Regions from separate parts of the Homo sapiens genome. Here region 1 is linked to region 2. The links are chromatin loops, found by intact Hi-C in ENCODE. Cell type or tissue: HCT116. All regions are shown on one strand. Links, peaks and the distances in the headings refer to the core of each region. The heading gives the core; the rest is flanking DNA.

Region 1 (9,756 bases), core at 1,058-9,057, 320 kb before region 2:
TGTAATCCCAACACTTTGGGAGACCAAGTAGGGCAAATCACTTGAGGTCAGGAGTTTGAGATCAGCCTGGCCAACATGGGGAAACCCTGTCTCTACTAAAAATACAAAAATTAGCCTGGCATGGTGGTGCCTGTCTGTAATCCCAGCACTTTGGGAGGCCAAGGCAGGCGGATCACCTGAGATCAGGAGTTTGAGACCAGCCTAACATGGAGAAACCTTGTCTCTACTAAAAATAGAAATTTAGCCAGGCGTGGTGGCACACACCTGTAATCCCAGCTACTCAGGAGGCTAAGGCAGGAGAATCACTTGAACCTGGGAGGCAGAGGTTGCAGTGAGCCAAGCTCATGCCACGGCACTCCAGCCTGGGTGACAGAACGAGACTCTCTCAAAAAAAAAAACAAAAAACCACCTGGGTGCAGTGGGTCACACCTGTAATCCCAGCATTTCCTGAAGGTCAAGAGTTCAAGACCAGCCTTGCCAACATGGTGAAACTCCGTCTCTACTTAAAATATAAAAAATCAGCCAGGCGTGGTGATGGGCGCCTGTAATCCCAGCTACTTGGGAGGCTGAGGCAGGAGAATCGCTTGAACCCAGGAGGCAAAGATTCCAGTGAGCCAAGATCGCGCCATTGCACTCCAGCCTGGGCAGTAAGAGTGAAACTTCGTCTCAAAAAAAAAAAAAAAAAAATGGGTTCTAGATTTACAGAAGAGTTGTGAGGATAGTACAGAGTGCCCATTTACTCCACACTCAGTTTTTCCTATTATTAACATCTTATATTAAAGCCCATACTTTATTCTGATTTCCTTAGTTTTTACCTAAGGTCCTTTTTCTGCCCCAGGAGCCCAAACAGTGTACCACATTACATTTAGTCATCATGTCTCCTTAGGCTCCTCTTGGCTGTGGTAGATTCTCAGACTTTTTTTGTTTTTGATGACCTTGACAGTTTTGAGGCATACTGGTCAAGCATATTTTAAGATGCCACTCTAGGCCAGGTCCGGTGGCTCACGCCTGTAATCCCTGCACTTTGGGAGGCCAAGGTGGGTGGATCACTTGAGGCTGGGAGTTTGAGACCAGCCTGGCCAACATGGTGGAACCCCATCTCCACTAAAAATACAAAAATTAGCCGGGCGTGGTGGCATGCGCCTGTAGTCCCAGCTACTCAGGAGGCTGAGGCATGAGAATTGCTTGTACTCGGAAGGCGAAGGTTGTAGTGAGCCAAGATTACACCACTGCACTCCAGCCCAAGTGACAGAGTGAGACTCTGTCTAAAAAAAAAAAAAAAAAAGATGCCACTCTAGTGGAGTTTGTCTGAAGTCTCATGATTAGACTGGGATTAGGGGTTTTGAGGAGGAAGACCATAAAGTAAGCGCCATTTTCATCACATTATACCTGAAACTGCCATTGCAAAATCATAACTGAGAGTGAAAGAGAGCTGATCTAACCAACTCCATCTTGCTTCTAACCTCCAAACTGTCCTTTTTCATTCCTGGGCTTAGGCTCAACTAACTTTAGGAGGAACTTAGTTTATAGGTTAAAACGAAGATGATAACAGCCCTTTCCCAAAACAAACCTCCTTGCCTGGGGACTAGACTCCCTTTGTAGGACTAACAAAGGAGCCACAAGGTTAGAAATTATAGTTTAGGAGTCATGCAGCTGGAGGCTACAAGATTCAGACCCTCCCTAAACTGCTCTTAAGATCAGTGCTTGAGATACTTTACAGACCCTGCACTTGATGGATCAGCTGGCACCACCACCCAGATCGATAAACTGGCTCATCTGATCTTGTGGCCCCCACCCAGGAACTGACTCCGTGCAAGAGGCTTTAATTCCCTATGATTTTATCTCTGACCTAACCAATCAACACTCGACACACTGTCCTTCCCCCACCCACCATATTATCCTTAAAAACTCTGATCCCCGAGTGCTCCAGGAGACAGATTTGAGTAATGATAAAACTCTGGTCTCCTGCACAGCCTGTTCTACGTGAATTACTCTTTCTCTATTACAATTCGCCTGTCTTTATAAATTGGCTCTGTCTAGGAAATGGGCAAGGTGAAGCCACTGGGCAGTTACATACCGGAGGTACATGCTATTAACATGACTTCACTTTTTATGTTGACCTTGATCATCAGGCTGAAGTAGTCTGTCAGTCCTCTCCACTGTAAAGTTACTCATACCTTCCTTTTCCTTATTGTAATCTTTTGAAGGAAGTCATTACGTATAGCTCACATTTAATGAAGGAACCGGGAGTTATGCTCCACCTCCATAAGGACAGAGTACCTACATAAATTATTTGAAATTCTGCATGGGAGATTTGTCTGTTCTACCTCACTTATTTAATTATTCATTTTTAACTGTGTGGACTCAAGTGTTACTAGTTTTTTTTTTTTAAAAAGAAGCAGCTTGTGGTTTTGTTTATCCTATTTTGTTTCTTATTCCATTGGCTTTTGCTTTAATCTTTTATTTCCTTAGGTGTTTTGTTATATAGAGACAGGGTCTCAGTGTTGCCCAGGCTAGTCTCAAGTGATCCATGCAAGTCTCAACTCCCGACCTCAAGTGATCCTCCTTCCCAGGCCTCCCAAAGTGCTGGGATTACAAGTGTAAGCACCCGGCCCTTAGTTTTTGTTTCTTTAGGATCATTCTGTTTTCTTTAATTTTTGGAGTTGAAGCTTTACCTCACTGGTTTTCATTCTTTTTTTTTTTTTTTTGGAGACAGAGTCTCTCTCTGTCGCCCAGGCTGGAGTGCAGTGGCGCGATCTTGGCTCACTGCAACCTCTGCCCCCCAGGTTCAAATTTTTGTATTTTTAGTAGGGAAAGGGTTTCATCGTGTTGGCCAGGCTGGTCTTGAACTCCTGACCTCAGGTGATCCTCCCGCCTCCGCCTCCCACAGTGCTGGGATTACAGGAGTGACCACCGTGCCTGGCACCATTCTTTCCTCTTTGATAACTGCAGTATTTTCCCACTCCACCCTTCATCCTCTCCAGCACATTGAAACCACCTTTGCAAAGATTATGACACCGAGAGAAGTCTAGCATGGCTGACCCCATCTTGCTTCTAGCCTCACTCATTCCTGGGCATAGGCCAAACTAACCTTGGGAGGAGTTTAATTTCTAGTTTAACTTTAAGGCAAGGATGATAATCGTTCCTCTCTAAAACGGATCCCCTCCTTGTTCAGGAACTGAAACAGCCTTTGTAAGACTAATGAAAACCCACAATATTAGGATTATGAGAGGGCCTGACTTCTGCCAAAATGTAGGCATAGTTTTTGTAATCCCTTACTGCTCAGAAGGTATGTGGTCATAGGTTACAAGATTTGTGACTTCCTCAGTTTCTCTTATAGATAAGATCACTATTGTAAAACCTAAGATTGATCTTTTGAATTGTTTTTCAAACTTTTGCATTCTGGCAACTGACATACCCTACCGGGGCCCATGACTCCTGACTCAGCCAGTCCTGTGGTCCCCACCCAGAGGTGGGCTTAGTGCACAAGGACCATTTTCCACACCCCTAAGATTTCATCTTCAACCATTCCCTAGCCCCCTGCCCACCAAATTATCTATAAAAACTCTGGCCTCTGAGCTCTCAGGGAGGCAGATTTTAGTAATCTTAAACTCCTGTCTCTCTGCTTGGCTGGCCTTGCATTAATTAAATTAAACTATTTCTTTACTACCACAATGCTGTCTCAGTGAATTGGATTTCCCTGTGCAGCAGGCAAGAAGAATCTGTTGGATGATTACAACATTGCTGGATTGATAGCAGCCTCACCTGCCAGGCTCAAACTCCAGGTATGCTCTTAAAGCTGCCCTTTCTCTTGGGATATCAGGCTTATCCACCCTTCCTGACCTTCTTTGAATCTTGAAAAGATTAAAGGATTGCCTGTGAAGTTTTGTGTCTGTTACTTTGCTTTTTTTTTAGATGGAGTTTCGCTCTTGTCACCCAGGCTGGAATGCAGTGGCGCAATCTCGGCTCCCTGCAACCTCTGCCTCCTGGGTTCAAGCGATTCTCCTGCCTCAGCCTCCCAAGTAGCTAGGATTACTGGCGCATGCCACCACACTTTGCTAATTTTTGTATTTTTAGTAGAGATGGGGTTTCACCATGTTGGCCAGGCTAGTCTCGAACTGCTGACCTCAGGTGATCTGCCCACCTCAGCCTCCCAAAGTGTTGGGATTACAAGTGTGAGCCACCCAGCGTGTCTGTTACTTTGCATTATAAATATCCCACTCTTTAAATTTCCATAGAGTTTGTTTTGCCATAGAAAGACAATGTTACTTTTTATTCATCATCTTTTAAAGTCTTGGCAAAAATTCCACCAGTCCTACCAGAGACCGCAGGTTGACTCTGCTGATTTGGCCTCTATGCCTTATTCATGCTTATCATGACTCTTCTTTTTTTTTTTTTTTAAGATGGAATCCAGCTCTGTAGCCCAGGCTGGAGTGCAGTGGCACGATCTCAGCTCACTGCAACCTCTGCCTCCCGGGTTCAAGCAATTCTCCTGCCTCAGCCTCCCAAGTAGCTGAGATTACAGGCACCTGCCACCATGCTCAGCTAATTTTTGTATTTTTTTAGTAGAGACAGGGTTTCGCCATGTTGGCCAGGCTGGTCTCAAACTCCTGACATCAGGTGATCTGCCTGCCTCGGCCTCCCGAAGTGCTGGGATTACAGGCCTGAGTCACTGTGCCCGGCCCATTTTCTTTTTTTTCTTTTTTTTTTTTTTTTATTATACTCTAAGTTTTAGGGTACATGTGCATATTGTGCAGGTTAGTTACATATGTATACATGTGCCATGCTGGTGCGCTGCACCCACTAATGTGTCATCTAGCATTAGGTATATCTCCCAATGCTATCCCTCCCCCATTTTCTATTTTTAGAAGAATCAGGCTTTCCAGATTTTGGTCAGTTCCTAGTTCCAAGAACTGATCAAAGTTAGCCACCAGATGGAGCTCAATCTTATCTTAACTCCATCCCCAGCTTGTTCTTTAAAAGACAAACTGGAAAGGCCTTTTTTCTCCTTTATGCTAGTTTCCAAAGCACATTTCCTATAAATAATCACATTTAGGAAGGGAAAGGACAAAGGGGAAAACTATTAAACTTATCTATCCACATGATTCAGCAAAACTGTCAACTCCGCAAGGCAAGACTTAGAACCCATCTGTGTAGCCAGTGAGAACTCTACACCCATTCCCAGCCTTATCCTGCTGCCAAACCATACCACAGTGTGTCAGGGAATAAGAGCTACTTTTCCTTGCTTGGTCCTAAATGGATTCACTCGTTTGTGTGGGGTTTTTTTAAGTCAGTAAAGGAAAAATTCAGAACTCCAAAAAAGTCTCTATATAGTTTACATAAGATGATATTGGTGATAATTAGATACTAATCACATTAATTTCTCAGATTCACTGCTCTTGAGGACTTCTTTTCTTGAAATATATGAAAATTCAGAACTCTGAAGAAAAAGAGGGACCTGATGATAAAGAGACCTGATTCCCTCATTTATACCTGAGATAATGGATGGTATCACTAACAAACCAACTTTTCATTGATCAACTAAGCACTGAGAGCCACACCTCTTCTATTCTCTAAAAATAATTACAAAGATGAGCATGCAGAATGTGTTATGACAAAGAGCAATATATAATTTTAAAGAACCAGATGGGGCAGAGCATGGTGGCTCACGTCTACAATCCCAGCACTTTGGGAGGCTGAGGCAGGAGGATCATTTGAGGTCAGGAGTTTGAGACCAGCCTGACGAACATGGTGAAACCCTGTCTCTACTAAAAATCGTGAAAATTAGCTGGGCATGGTAGCTTGCACCTGTAATCTCAGTTACTCGGGAGGCCGAGGCAGGAGAATCACTTGAACCTGAGAGGCAGAGATTGCAGTGAGCTGAGTTCATGCCACTGCACTCCAGCCCGGGCAACAGAGTGAGACTCTGTCTCAAAAAAAAAAAAAAGAACCAGATACTGCTTTCAGGATTTAATGCCCTGACTAGGATCCTGAAAGATGACGCAATCCTACTACCAGGATGGCTCCCAGAAGCATGGAAATAACAGTGGCCCACACTAAGTGAGGTAGAAATGCCAAAATTGTAGCAAAAGGTAGATGAATGAAAAGGCTCGGAAAAGTGAGTATGCTATAGACTATATACGGCAAATAGTTGGAAAATCCACAAGAGGACCCAGAAAATATATTACTTACCAAAGCAATAAGAAATGTTCTAGTGAGAATGTCACCAACACTGCTAAGTTCAGTAGTGGCTCTTCTCTGAGAGCCGGGACTTACAGTAGGAGATGCCGTGATAAAACTGGTCTCTAATAGCAATTGCGATGATAGCCACTATCCCCCAAAGGCCAGTCAAGGCCACTTAACCCTCAGATGCCAGAAAGACACAATCATCATAACAAGTGGCAAGTCAGCTTCACAGAGGGACCTGACTACTAGAGGGTTATTAAATGACTAAGGAAAAATACCTGGGCAGCCAACAAGGGTACTATTCAATCTGTACATCAAAGAAATCAAGGCTAGATGATTAGGCTGGAAGCAGTAGTCTCATGCTCCCTTGCCCAGTTTCCAGACATACGCCAGTTTCCAGATCTGAAACTGAATGACTGAAGGAGAGGCCAGATCCCCAGGAGGAAGGACCTGGCAATGCTATGGCAGTACATAGTAATGGTTCCCTCTTCCTTCCCACAAAGGAACCTACAGTCATTTACTTCAAGTAATATACACTGGGAAAAGAGAAATAGCCAAACATCATAGACTCTTGGACACAAGGTCCCAGTTGACAATGATACATGTAGATTCAGCATCATCTGCCACTCCTCTTAGAGGGAGGACATATGGGGTCAAGTAATAAATGGAGTCCTAAGATCTAGCTCACAGTGGGCACACTGGGTCCATAACCCACCTAGTGATCATTTTCTCAGCTTCCAAATGTATACTTGGAATGGAGATTCTTGGCAGCTGGCACAACTCTAATATTGATACTACTCCTCTGGGGTGAAATTAGAGTGGAGAAGGGCTAATGAAGCCCTCTGAAACTGCCCCCACCATCTTCCTGATCAAGACCAAATCAAATCCAGTATTACATCCCAGGGGGAATGGCAGAAGCTAGCGGCACCCTTAAAGACCTAAAGGATAGAGTTAGTCATCATCATATCTCCATTTAGTTCACCACTCTGGTGCCTACAAAAATCAGATGGATCCGAGAAGACGGCAGTGAACTGCTGCAGACTCAACCAAGTGGTGGCACTAATTGCAGTTGCTGTGCCAGGTGTGGTGTTTTTATTAGAAACTGATTAACACAACCTTTGATATGAGATATGCAGCCACTGATCTGGAGAAGTAAGTATTCTCTTCCATCCCTATCAGAAAAGATCAGAAACAGTTTTCTTGGGCCGGGCACGGTGGTTCACGCTTGTAATCCCACCACTTTGGGAGGCCAAGGTGGGTGAATCACTTGAGGTCAGGAGTTCAAGACCAGCCTGGGCAACATGGTTAAACCCCATCTCTACTAAAAATACAAACATTAGCTGAGCATACTGGTGCATGCCTGTAGTCCCAGCTACTCAGGAGGCTGAGGCAGGAGAATCACTTGAACCTGGGAGGCAGAGGTTGCGGTGAGCTGAGATCATGCCACTGCACTCCAGCCTGGGTGACAGAGTAAGACTTCGTCTTAAAAAAAAAGTTTTCTTTGAGCAGGGTGCAGTGGCACACACCTGTTTTCCTAGCTACTCAGGAGCCAGAGGCAGAGGATCACTTGAAGCCAGGAGTTTAAGGCTGTAGAAGGGTATGATGGCATATGTGAATTAGCCACTGCACACCAGCCTGAACAACATAGTATAGTAAGACCCCCATCTCAAAAAAAAAAAAAAAAAAAAAGGTAATTACTGACAGGTGGTAGAGGTAGGGAGTGTTTAGATAATGGAAAAGCCTAGCCTAATAACACAGCCTAGTAGACGGTCTTAAAGTTTTCAGCCCCAATTAAACCTAAATAGATTAAAATATCCAATCATTTCTTGCATATCAGAGACACACTCAGTACAAAAGGACATAATCCTTTTTCAGCCACAGACAGACAAATGGATTAGGCATAAGAATAAAATCTAGGTCAGTCACAGTGGCTCATGCCTGTAATATCAGCGCTTTGGGAGGCGAAGGCAGGCAGATCACTTGAGGCCAGGAGTTCAAGACTAGCCTGGCCAACATGGCGAAACCCCACCTCTGCTAAAAATACAAAAATTAGACAGGCATGGTGGCACATGCCTGTAGTCCCAGCTACTCAGGAGGCTGAGGTGGGAGAATCACTTGAACCCGGGAGGCGGTAGTTGCAGTAAGCGAAGATTGCACCACTGCACTCCGGCCTGGGCGACAGAGTGAGACTCCATCTCAAAAAAAAAAAAAAAAAAAAAAAAAAGAATAAAATCTGGGCCAACTACAGTGGCTCCTGTAATCCCAGCACTTTGGGAGGCCAAGGCGGGTGGATCATTGGAGGCCAGGAGTTCAAGATCAGCCTGTCCAACATGGCAAAACCCTGTCTCTATTAAAAATACAAAAATTAGCCAGGCCATGGTGGCTCATGCCTGTAATCCCAGCTACTCCAGAGGCTGACACATGAGAATCACTTGAACAAGGAGGCAGAGGTTGCAGTGAGCCATGATCACGCCACTGCACTCCAGCCTGGGTGACAGAGTAAGACCCTGTCTCATAACAAACAACAGAAAAAAGAAAAAAAACGGCCAGGCACTGTGACTCACACCTGTAATTCCAGCACTTTGGGAGGCTGAGTGGGGCAGACCACAAGGTCAAGAGGGAAACCATCATGGCCAACATGGTGAAACCCCATCTCTACTAAAATACAAAAAATTAGCCAGGCGGCCGGGCGCGGTGGCTCACGCCTGTAATCCCAGCACTTTGGGAGGCCGAGGCGGGTGGATCATGAGGTCAGGAGATCGAGACCATCCTGGCTAACAAGGTGAAACCCCGTCTCTACTAAAAATACAACAAATTAGCCGGGCGCGGTGGCGGGCGCCTGTAGTCCCAGCTACTGGGGAGGCTGAGGCAGGAGAATGGCGTGAACCCGGGAAGCGGAGCTTGCAGTGAGCCGAGATTGCGCCACTGCAGTCCGCAGTCCGGCCTGGGCAACAGAGCGAGACTCCGTCTCAAAAAAAAAAAAAAAAAAAAATTAGCCAGGCATGGTGGTGCATGCCTGTAGTCCCAGCTACTCGGGAAGCTGAGGCAGGGAAATCGCTTGAACCCGGGAGGCAGAAGTTGGAGTGAGCTGACATCATGCCACTGCACTCCAGCCTGGTGACAGAGCGAGACTTCATCCCAAAAAAAAAAAGAAAAGAAAAAGAAAAAAAGCTAGCTTTCTGTGCTACCCAGAGAGGGGTCCATACAGTGTTGTTCTGGATTCCTGTTGTAACTTAAAGGGAAACTTTCACAATGTCCAGAGCCCTTGATGTCCTCAAATTTCTTGCAGCAGGAAGTCACTTAGGTGACACTAACTTTGATTTCCAAATGGAATGATAGTACATCTAAAAATGAAGGTGATGGCATCTATATCATAATCTTTTTTTTTTCTAACAAGATCCAAAGTCCACAAATATATCATAAATCTGAAGAGGAACTGGGAGAAGCTTCTGCTGGCAGCTCATGCCATTGTTGCCATTGAAAACCCTGCTGATGTGTCATATCCTGCAGGAATACTAGCTAGTGGGCTGTGCTGAAGTTTGCTGCTGCTGCTGGAGCCACATGTATTGC
Region 2 (8,579 bases), core at 1-8,000:
TCTAGATAAATGTCTTTTTCGGCTTATAAGACTCATAAAATTTCAGGGTTGGACCTGGGTCTTTAAGATGTAGACTTCAACCACCCACCTGATGCTTGAAGCTCAGGCACAGGATCCCCCTGCTGCCTGTCCAGCATTATACTTCATGACATGACCCACCATCATCCAGGCCAGCTTAAGCTTATACAGATGCCAGCAGGAATCATGTTACTTTCATGTTTGTGTCTTCAACATCTGGTACAGTGCCTGGCACAGTGTTTCTCAAATGACTAGATCCGTTAATGAGCATGCTATTACACTGAAATTTAGTAGTGACAAATTTATCTAATTGTACATCCAATTCATCTTTCTCCACCTTGTCCAAAACGGCATCTATCATAGGAGGCCTGGCTGAAGTCCTGACATATCAAATCTACTATATTTTCTTTATTCTATTAGGCTAAAAATTATGTTGAGAAGTTAGACTGTTTTGCCATTTTGGCTCTTAGTGACCCAATGGTGGCTCTTTAGTGGTCAGCATTTTCCTTTCTGAAAGCACACCAATCATCACTTTAATATTTTACTTGGATTGATCTGTGACCCTGGTCACCACACCTGACTCAAAGTTAGCCAGAAAATAATTACATCTATTGCATTATATGCAAATACCTTTATTGCATTATGAGCAAAGTGTTCTGTGCGTGTTCTATTTAATCTTCACAACGATCTTATAAGGTAGGTACCATGGATATTTGGTTTTCTTTTTCTTCAGCATCTATTTTCATCTTTTGACAATAGCACTATTTTTTTTTTTTTTGAGATGGAGTTTCACTCTTGTCACCCAGGCTAGAGTGCAATTGCTCACTGCAACCTCCACCTCCCAGGTTCAAGTGATTTTCTGCCTCATCCTTCCAAGTAGCTGGGATTACAGGTCCTACCACCCCACCTGGCTAATTTTATATTTTTAGTAGAGACAGAGTTTCACCATGTTGGCCAGGCTGGTCTTGAACTCCTGACCTCAGGTGATCTGCCCACCTTGGTCTCCCAAAGTGCCGGGATTACAGGCATGAGCCATTACACCCGGCCGACCATAGCTCCAATTTTTATCCGATGATCCAATTTTCTTTCATTGCTAGTTCAAGAGAGCAGGGGGGGCCCTCATCAGATTCCAGAGATTCTAATAAGACTTCAGGAACCTGATGAATCCTAAGCTACCTTTCAGATTTATTAAATGGTGTGGGTGACTTACCACCTTCTGGCTGGATGGCTGCTGAACCAATTTTATGTTCCTTATAATTTTTTTTTTTTTTTTTTTGAGATGGAGTCTCACTTTGTCACCCAGGCTGGAGCACAGTGGCACAATCTTGGCTCACAGCAACCTCTGCCTCCCGGGTTCAAGCGATTCTCCTGCCTCAGCCTCCTGAGAAGCTGAGACTACAGGTGTGTGCCATCACACCCTGCTAATTTTTGTATTTTTAGTAGAGATGGGGTTTCACCATGTTGGCCAGGCTGATCTCGAACTCCTGACCTCAGGTGATCCACCCGCCTCAGCCTCCCAAAGTGTTGGGATTACAGGCGTGAACTACCGTGCCCGGCTCAAAATGACTCATGTTTATTTACATCTTCATGTGTTATAATGGATGTTACCGATGGATTCCTCAGCATCCATTCCCACTCCCCACCCCCATCTGTGTAGCAATAGTGATGTCTGAGGGGCACTGACCCTTTGACTTCTAACTTTTGGGGTAGGTGCTGATTGTCCTAAAGTCACATGATATTCTCTTGGCCATTGGGGTTGGTTCATGTGACTCAGTTTGGGTCAACCAAAATGAAGCCCAGGACTTATTTCCATGGTGGAGAGAGGAAAAGATCCTTTTCTTTCTGCTTGATGTGAATGAAGAAGCATGTAGTCCTGATTGTTGCTGGCAATCATTTCATTGTGTGATTTTATAAGCAGACCCAGTCTTAGGACAAAACTACTACTGTAAAAGACAGAGAGTGAGAAAGAAACAATCTGTGGTGATATTAGTAGGCAGCTGGATATCAACTCTTGCCTGAAGCCTATTATTTCTGGATACAATTAAGTGAATCAATAGATTATGCTGTTTAGCCCAGTTTAAATTAGAATTTCTATACTTCAACTAAAAACATCCTAAGCGATAACATAGCCTAGAACTATTTCTTGCCAAAACTCTCAATTCCCATATCCCTTTGACTATTCGTCAATCCTAGGCTTGACAAAACCTCAAGTCTTGGCCAGGTGCTGTGGCCCACGCCTGTAATCCTAGCACTTCGGGGGGCTGAGGCGGGAAGATTACTTGAGGCCAGGAGACTGAGACCACCCTGGGCAAGATAGGGAGACCCCATCTCTACAAAATATTTTTTGAAAAATTAACCAGGCATGGTGATGTATGCCTGCAGTCCCAGCGACTCAGGAGGCTGAGCAGGAAGGATTACTTGATCCCAGGAGTTCAAGGCCACAGTGAACTACAGTGGCGTCACTGCACTCTAGCCTGGGTGACAGAGTGCAGCTTATCTTAGAGTATTTATTGAAGAGATAGGAGACTGAGGATTCATAGAAATCAGAAGATTCTGTAGGAGTCCAGGTGTGAAGATTTTGAGGTAGTGAAAAGAGGGTAAGAGTCCATCTGTCTTTTCTCCAAAATAAATTTATATCTATTATTTTTACAAATAAAGTGTATTAAAACTTTTGGGTTAAAATATTTACATAGCTCCCTTATTTACCTTGTCAGCTGGCACAAAATGGTTTTAGAAGTATGTGGCTCAAAGAATATTTCCAGAGAGGTAGCTGTAGAAAGAATTTTGGGCTTAAAAGTAAAAATTTTAGGTTCAAGTTTTGGCTCTATCATTTATTATATTAGCTGTGTGCTGCAAGATAAATCACTTAACTTCTCTTAAGTTTCTTTAGCGTTCAAATAGGGCAAAAATACTTACTTCAAAGGAATGCTTTAAGGGTAAAATGGATAGTGTTTATGAAAGTGATGTGTAAACTATCAAGGGCTACACAAATATATTTGCACATAGGTAATATAGTTAGACAAATCAATTGGGTCTACTCTTTCACATTCATTCATCTGACAAAATGCCTACTACATGCCAAGTGCCATGGAGAGCCCTGAGGACAATAAGGGAGTTTCTGCCTTCACAGAGTTCCTAGTCTAGTTGGGTGAACAGACACAGTAATGAGTTATTGCAATGTTCTAATGAGAGCACTGTGGACAGAGGTGATGATAGTTAAAAGTTTAAATTTAAAAACAACTTCCTGCTTTAATTATTGTGTAAATTAAAATCCTGTTAAGAATTTAAAGTCATTCCTATAGTAGTCAAATCCATAGAGGCAGAAAGTAGAATGTTGGTTGCCAGGGCCTGGGAGGAAGGAGAAATGGGAGATTGTGTTTAACGGGTACAGTTTCTGTTGAGAAGATGAAATTGCTCTAGAGATTGTTGGTGGTGCTAGTTATGAAACAATGTGAATACTTAATGCCACAGAACTGCATACTTAAAATGGTAAGTTTTATATCATATCTATTTTATCAGGTTTTTTTTTTTTTAGATGGAGTCTTGCTCTTGTTGCCCAGGCTGAAGTGCAATGATGCGATCTCAGCTCACTGCAACCTCTGCCTCCTGGGTTCAAGCGATTCTCCTGCCTCAGCCTCCTAAGTAGCTGGGATTACAGGTGCCCGCCATCATGCCTGGCTAATTTTTGTATTTTTAGTAGAGATAGGGCTTCGCCATGTTGGCCAGGCTGGTCTCAAACTCCTGACCTCAGGTTATCTGCCTGCCTTGGCCTCCCAAAGTGCTGGGATTACAGGTGTGAGTCACCGCCTCTGGCCTTTTATCAGGATTTTTAAAAATATAATTTAAAGTCAATCACAGCAAATCTTTATATTAGTACTCACGAAGGAGCAATATCCAGATGGTTGATGCTAAATCCAGAAGAGCAAAAGCCTCCCAGTGTTGTTGATATAGTTAGGAAAGCAACGGCCAAAGAATAATCACAGCCAATGAAGCCAGCAGCTACCAGGAATACTGCAGGTCCAATCATTCCTGGAGTTAAAAAGTTATAAAAGGGAAAAAACACCCAGCATTAATATTTGCTCTACCTTAATATGGTATAAATCTGAAATTTGAAATTGCTGCCACCTACTGTAGAAACACTATATTGCCTGGAAGACTAACAAATTTCATGAGAAAAAAAAAATGCTGGAAAACATGGGCGTAATACAACTAATATACTATAAAAGGAAAATCTCATTATGCAATGTTATTAAATCTACATGTGGCCAAAACTCAGCTAAAATTCCATGGTGTTAGAGAAGAACAAGACAAGAACAACTTAAAAATATGTTTCTAGAGAGAAGCAATAGCTGACACAGAATGTGGTTTAAAATACATATAACCAAAGGAGATAAACTGAATAATAAACTCTGTTGGATGAGGTTAGAATAATACTCCATCTTGCCTGGGTGTGGCAGCTCACACCTGTAATCCCAGCACGTTAGGAGGCTGAGGCGGGAGAATCACTTGAGGCCAGGAGTTTGAGGCCAGCCTGGGCAACACAGCAAGACCCTGTCTCTACGAAATATTAAAAACAAAATTCGCCAGGCATGGTGGTGCACACCTGTAGTCCTGGCTGCTCAGGAGGCTGAGGTGGGAGGATTGCTTGAGCCCAGAAGTTCAAGGTTACAGTGAGCTATGATGGCACCACTGCACTCCAGCCTGGGTTGTCAGAGCAAGACCTTGTTTCTTAAAAAGATTTTTTAAAATCTCTGTCTTCATTCTCTCTCTCTTTTTTTTGAGCTGGAGTCTCACTCTGTCACCCAGGCTGGAGTGCAGTGGCGTGATCTGGGCTCACTGCCACCTCTGCCTCCTAGGTTCAAGTGATTCTCCTGCCTCAGCCTCCTGAATAGCTGGAATTACAGGCCTGGGCCACCATACCCAGCTAATTTTTGTATTTTTAGTAGAGATGGGGTTTCGCCATGTTGGCCAGGCCGTTCTCGAACTCCTGACCTCAAGCGATCCACCCACCTTGCCTCCCAAAGTGCTGGGATTACAGGTGTGAGCCACCATGCCCGGCCTTGGTTTTTTTTTTTTCTGCCCCACCTAATATGCAGGAATCCTCCCTATTATTAACAACTGATAAGAATACACATTGGTCATTACAGGCAGTTAAGCGTAAAATATGAGAAGAGACTTAATGAGTGGGCTGTCAGTTTTTCTGTGTCTACAGCAGTGCTATCCAATAGCTCTCTGTGATGATGGAAATGTTGTATTTGTATATACTGCAACTGAGGAACTTTAAAAAAAGTTCAATTACATTTATTTACTTATTTATTTATTTTCTTGTTTTTTTGAGACAGGGTCTCACTGTCGTCAGGCTGGAGTGCAGTGGTGCGATCATGGCTCACTGCAGCCTTGACTTCCCAGGCTCAAGTGATCCTCTGCCTTGGCTTCCTGAGTAGCTGGGACTACAGGTGCACGCCACCATGTCTGATTTAATTTAATTTCATTACTTTTATTTATTTATTTTGAAATAGGGTCGCATTCTGTTACCCAGGCTGGAGTGCAGTGGCACAATCTGAGCTCACTGCAACCTCTGCCTCCCAGGTGTAAGCAAGTCTTGTGCCTCAGCCTCCTGAGTAGCTGGGATTAAAGGCATGTGCCACCATGCCTGGCTAATTTTTTTTTTTTCACTCTTTTTGCCCAGACTGGAGTGCAGTGGCGAAATCTTGGCTCACTGCAACCTCTGCCTCCCAGGTTCAAGCAATTCTCCTGCCTCGGCCTCCTGAATAGCTGGGACAGCCACACACCACCACGCCAAGCTAATCTTTGTATTAGAGATGGGGTTTCACCATGTTGGCCAGCCTGGTTTTGAGCTCCTGACCTCAAGTATCTGCCTGCCTCCGCCTCTGCCTCCCAAAGTGCTGGGATTACAGGCAACAGCCACCGAGCCCAGCCAGGGTCTTTTTATAATGTAATTACTGAAGTATAGTCACTGAGACTTCCAGGGTCTCTACTGGAGACTTTTAAAAAGTTAAATGATTGTCTTAGACAGTTTTATTTCTACGTACATTTTTTTCTAACTATTTTTAGAGATAGGGTATTGCTCTGTTGCCTAGGTTGGAGTGCAGTGTTGTGATCATAGCTCTCTGCAGCCTCAAACAACTAGGCTCAAGAGATTTTCTCACCTTAGCCTCTGGAGTAGCTGGGACTACAGATACATACCATCATGCCTAACTGATTAGATAGTTTTAAAAGTTACCTTTCTAGGCCAGGCACAGTGGCTCACGCCTGTAATTCCAGCACTTTGAAAGGCTGAGGTGGGAGGATCGCTTGAGCCCAGGAATTTGTGACTAACCTGAGCAACATGGTAAAACCATGTCTCTACAAAAAATCAAAAATAATTAGCTGGGTGCTGTGGCGTGACCTGTAGTCCCAGCTGCTCAGGAGACTGAGGTGGGAGAATTACTTGTGCCTAGAAGGTTGAGGCTGCAGTGAGCCATGGTTGTCCATCCTGGCCAACGGAGCAAGACCCTGTCTCAAAAAAAAAAAAAATTACCTTTCTGAAAGCAGAGTCTGAAACACATGATTATTTATGGGTTCTTTGAGTTCTTTGATTTATAGCTCCTTATTTGATATAATAATGCTAGTAAATATTTTTGGATTGAAACTTAAAATGCATTCACTTAGAAAAGGGATGGAGGCTTAAAAATACTTTGATTACATCTTGTCTAAAGTTGATATAAAAATCTTCATTGCAAAGTCTGAGCTGAAAGCACAGTGATATATAAAATTGTGAGGGATGATGTTTGGCACAGCAAGCCATTTTAAAAATAATTATAAGCCATGGTGGAGATAAATCTTTTATAAATTTTTTTTTTTTGAGACAGGATCTCACTCTGTTGCCCAGGCTGGAGTGCAGTGGCGCGATTTCAGCTCACTGCAACCTCTGCCTCCTGGGTTCAAGCAATTCTCCTGCTTCAGCCTCCCAGGTAGCTGGGATTACAGGCACTTGCCACCACGCCCAGCTAATTTTTGTATTTTTAGTAGACAGGGTTTCACCATGTTGGTCAGACTGGTCTTGAACTCCTGACCTTGTGATCTGCTCACCTCAGCCTCCCAAAGTGCTAGGATTACAGGCATAAGCCACTGCGCCCAGTGAATATTATAAATCTTAATCCTCAAAATGTATGATTCAAAAAGAAACATATTGTAAAGAAATGCACTTAAATGCATCATAGTGTTTTGTTATGTGAACAAAATAAAAGACTAATATTATCATTTTTATTTTGTCTTGAACTGTTGTGATATTGTGATTTTAAAAAATATGGCTGGGGGCTGGGTGTGGTGGCTCACACCTGTAATCCTAGCACTTTGGGAGGCTGAAGCAGCAGGATTGCTGAAGGCCAGGAGTTCAAGGCCAATGTGGGCAATAAAGCGAGACCTTGTCCCATTAAAGAAAGAAATTAAACAAAATGGCTGGGGCTGGGTGTGGTGCCTCACTCCTGTAGTCCCAGCACTTTGGGAGGCCAAGGCGGGCAGATGACTTGAGTTCAGGAGTTAAAGACCAGCCTGGACAACGTGGTGAAACCCCGTCTTCAGTAAAAATTAAAAAATTAGCTGGGTATGGTGGTGTGTGCCTGTAGTCCTAGCTACTCAGGAGGCTGAGGTGGGAGGATCACCTGAGGCTGAGGAGGTTGAGGCTGCAGTGAGTCAAGATCATGCCACCACACTCCAGCCTGGGCTAAGAGTGAGCCCCTGTCTCAAGAAAAAAAATAAGAAAAGAAATATGGCCAGTGTGGTGGCTCATGTCTGTAATCCCAACATTTTGGGATGCTGAGGCAGGAAGATCACTTGAGGCCAGGAATTCAAGACCAGACGGGGCAACATAGCAAGACCCCATTTCTATTAAAAAATTGTTTTAAAAAAGAAATATATATTTGGTCTCTGCCCCCGGTTTTTTGGCACACAGCTCCTAAAACTTTTGGAATTTCTGGAGTGGTAACAGTGTCTTTTGTATGCTAATGAGACAATTGGTGGCTGGGGGTCCCCATACAGCTTCAGGATGGTGGCTGGATTAGAGGTCTGGGACTTTTGGCACCACCCCCAAACTCCAGAGAGGGGAGAGGGGCTGAAGGTTGAGCCAGTCACCAATGGCCAATGATTTAATCAATCATACACATTTAACGAAGTCTCCATACAAACTCAAAGGGACAGGGTTTGGATGAACTTTTGCGGTCGGGGTTCTTGGAGGGTGGTGTTCCAGGAGAGGGCATGAAAACTCCCTACCCGGTCCCACATATGTTGCCCTATGCAGCTTTTCCATCTGGCTGTTCATCTATATCCTTTGCAATACCCTTTATAATAAGTGGGTAAACATAAAATAAAGTGTTTCTCTGAGTTCTCTGAGATGCTCTAGCAGATTAACTGAACCTGACAAGACAGTCATGGGAACCCTGATTTATAGCCGGTCAGTCAGAAGCAGAGGTCACAAGCTGGGACTTGTGATTGGTATCCGAAGTAGGGGGGCGATCTTGTGGAACTGAGCCCTCAACCTATAGGATCTGATGCTACCGCCA

Evidence for each region. Hi-C counts contacts between places; a loop is a spot of excess contacts. Peaks named below come from ENCODE experiments on the same cell type or tissue, not always from the same donor. Only the 100,000 strongest peaks of a DNase experiment are listed, where the experiment ranks them.
Region 1: a loop joins it to region 2, with 3 times the contacts of the local background. A loop is called at or near these places in 4 of 110 quality-filtered maps.

Annotation. Positions count from the first base shown.
Region 1 is chr6:73,280,950-73,290,705 of GRCh38, forward strand. All of the region lies in intron 3 of C6orf147 (chromosome 6 open reading frame 147), which reads right to left. All of the region lies in intron 2 of LOC122539213 (KHDC1-KHDC1L), which reads right to left. It also overlaps a transcript of KHDC1 not described here, the pseudogene KHDC1-AS1 and the pseudogene RPSAP41. Among named protein-coding and RNA genes, the nearest start is that of KHDC1, 23 kb to the left of the region's middle. In HCT116, for the core only: a CTCF peak has its summit at 4,951 (motif pointing right); a DNase peak (open chromatin) is centred at 4,912.
Region 2 is chr6:73,606,501-73,615,079 of GRCh38, forward strand. It overlaps SLC17A5 (solute carrier family 17 member 5), which reads right to left. Exons shown (of 11, transcript NM_012434.5): 9 at 3,900-4,047. Among named protein-coding and RNA genes, the nearest start is that of SLC17A5, 43 kb to the right of the region's middle. RefSeq lists enhancers at 2,961-3,130, 4,892-5,061. In HCT116, for the core only: a CTCF peak has its summit at 4,145 (motif pointing left); a DNase peak (open chromatin) is centred at 4,161; H3K27ac peaks cover 491 bases.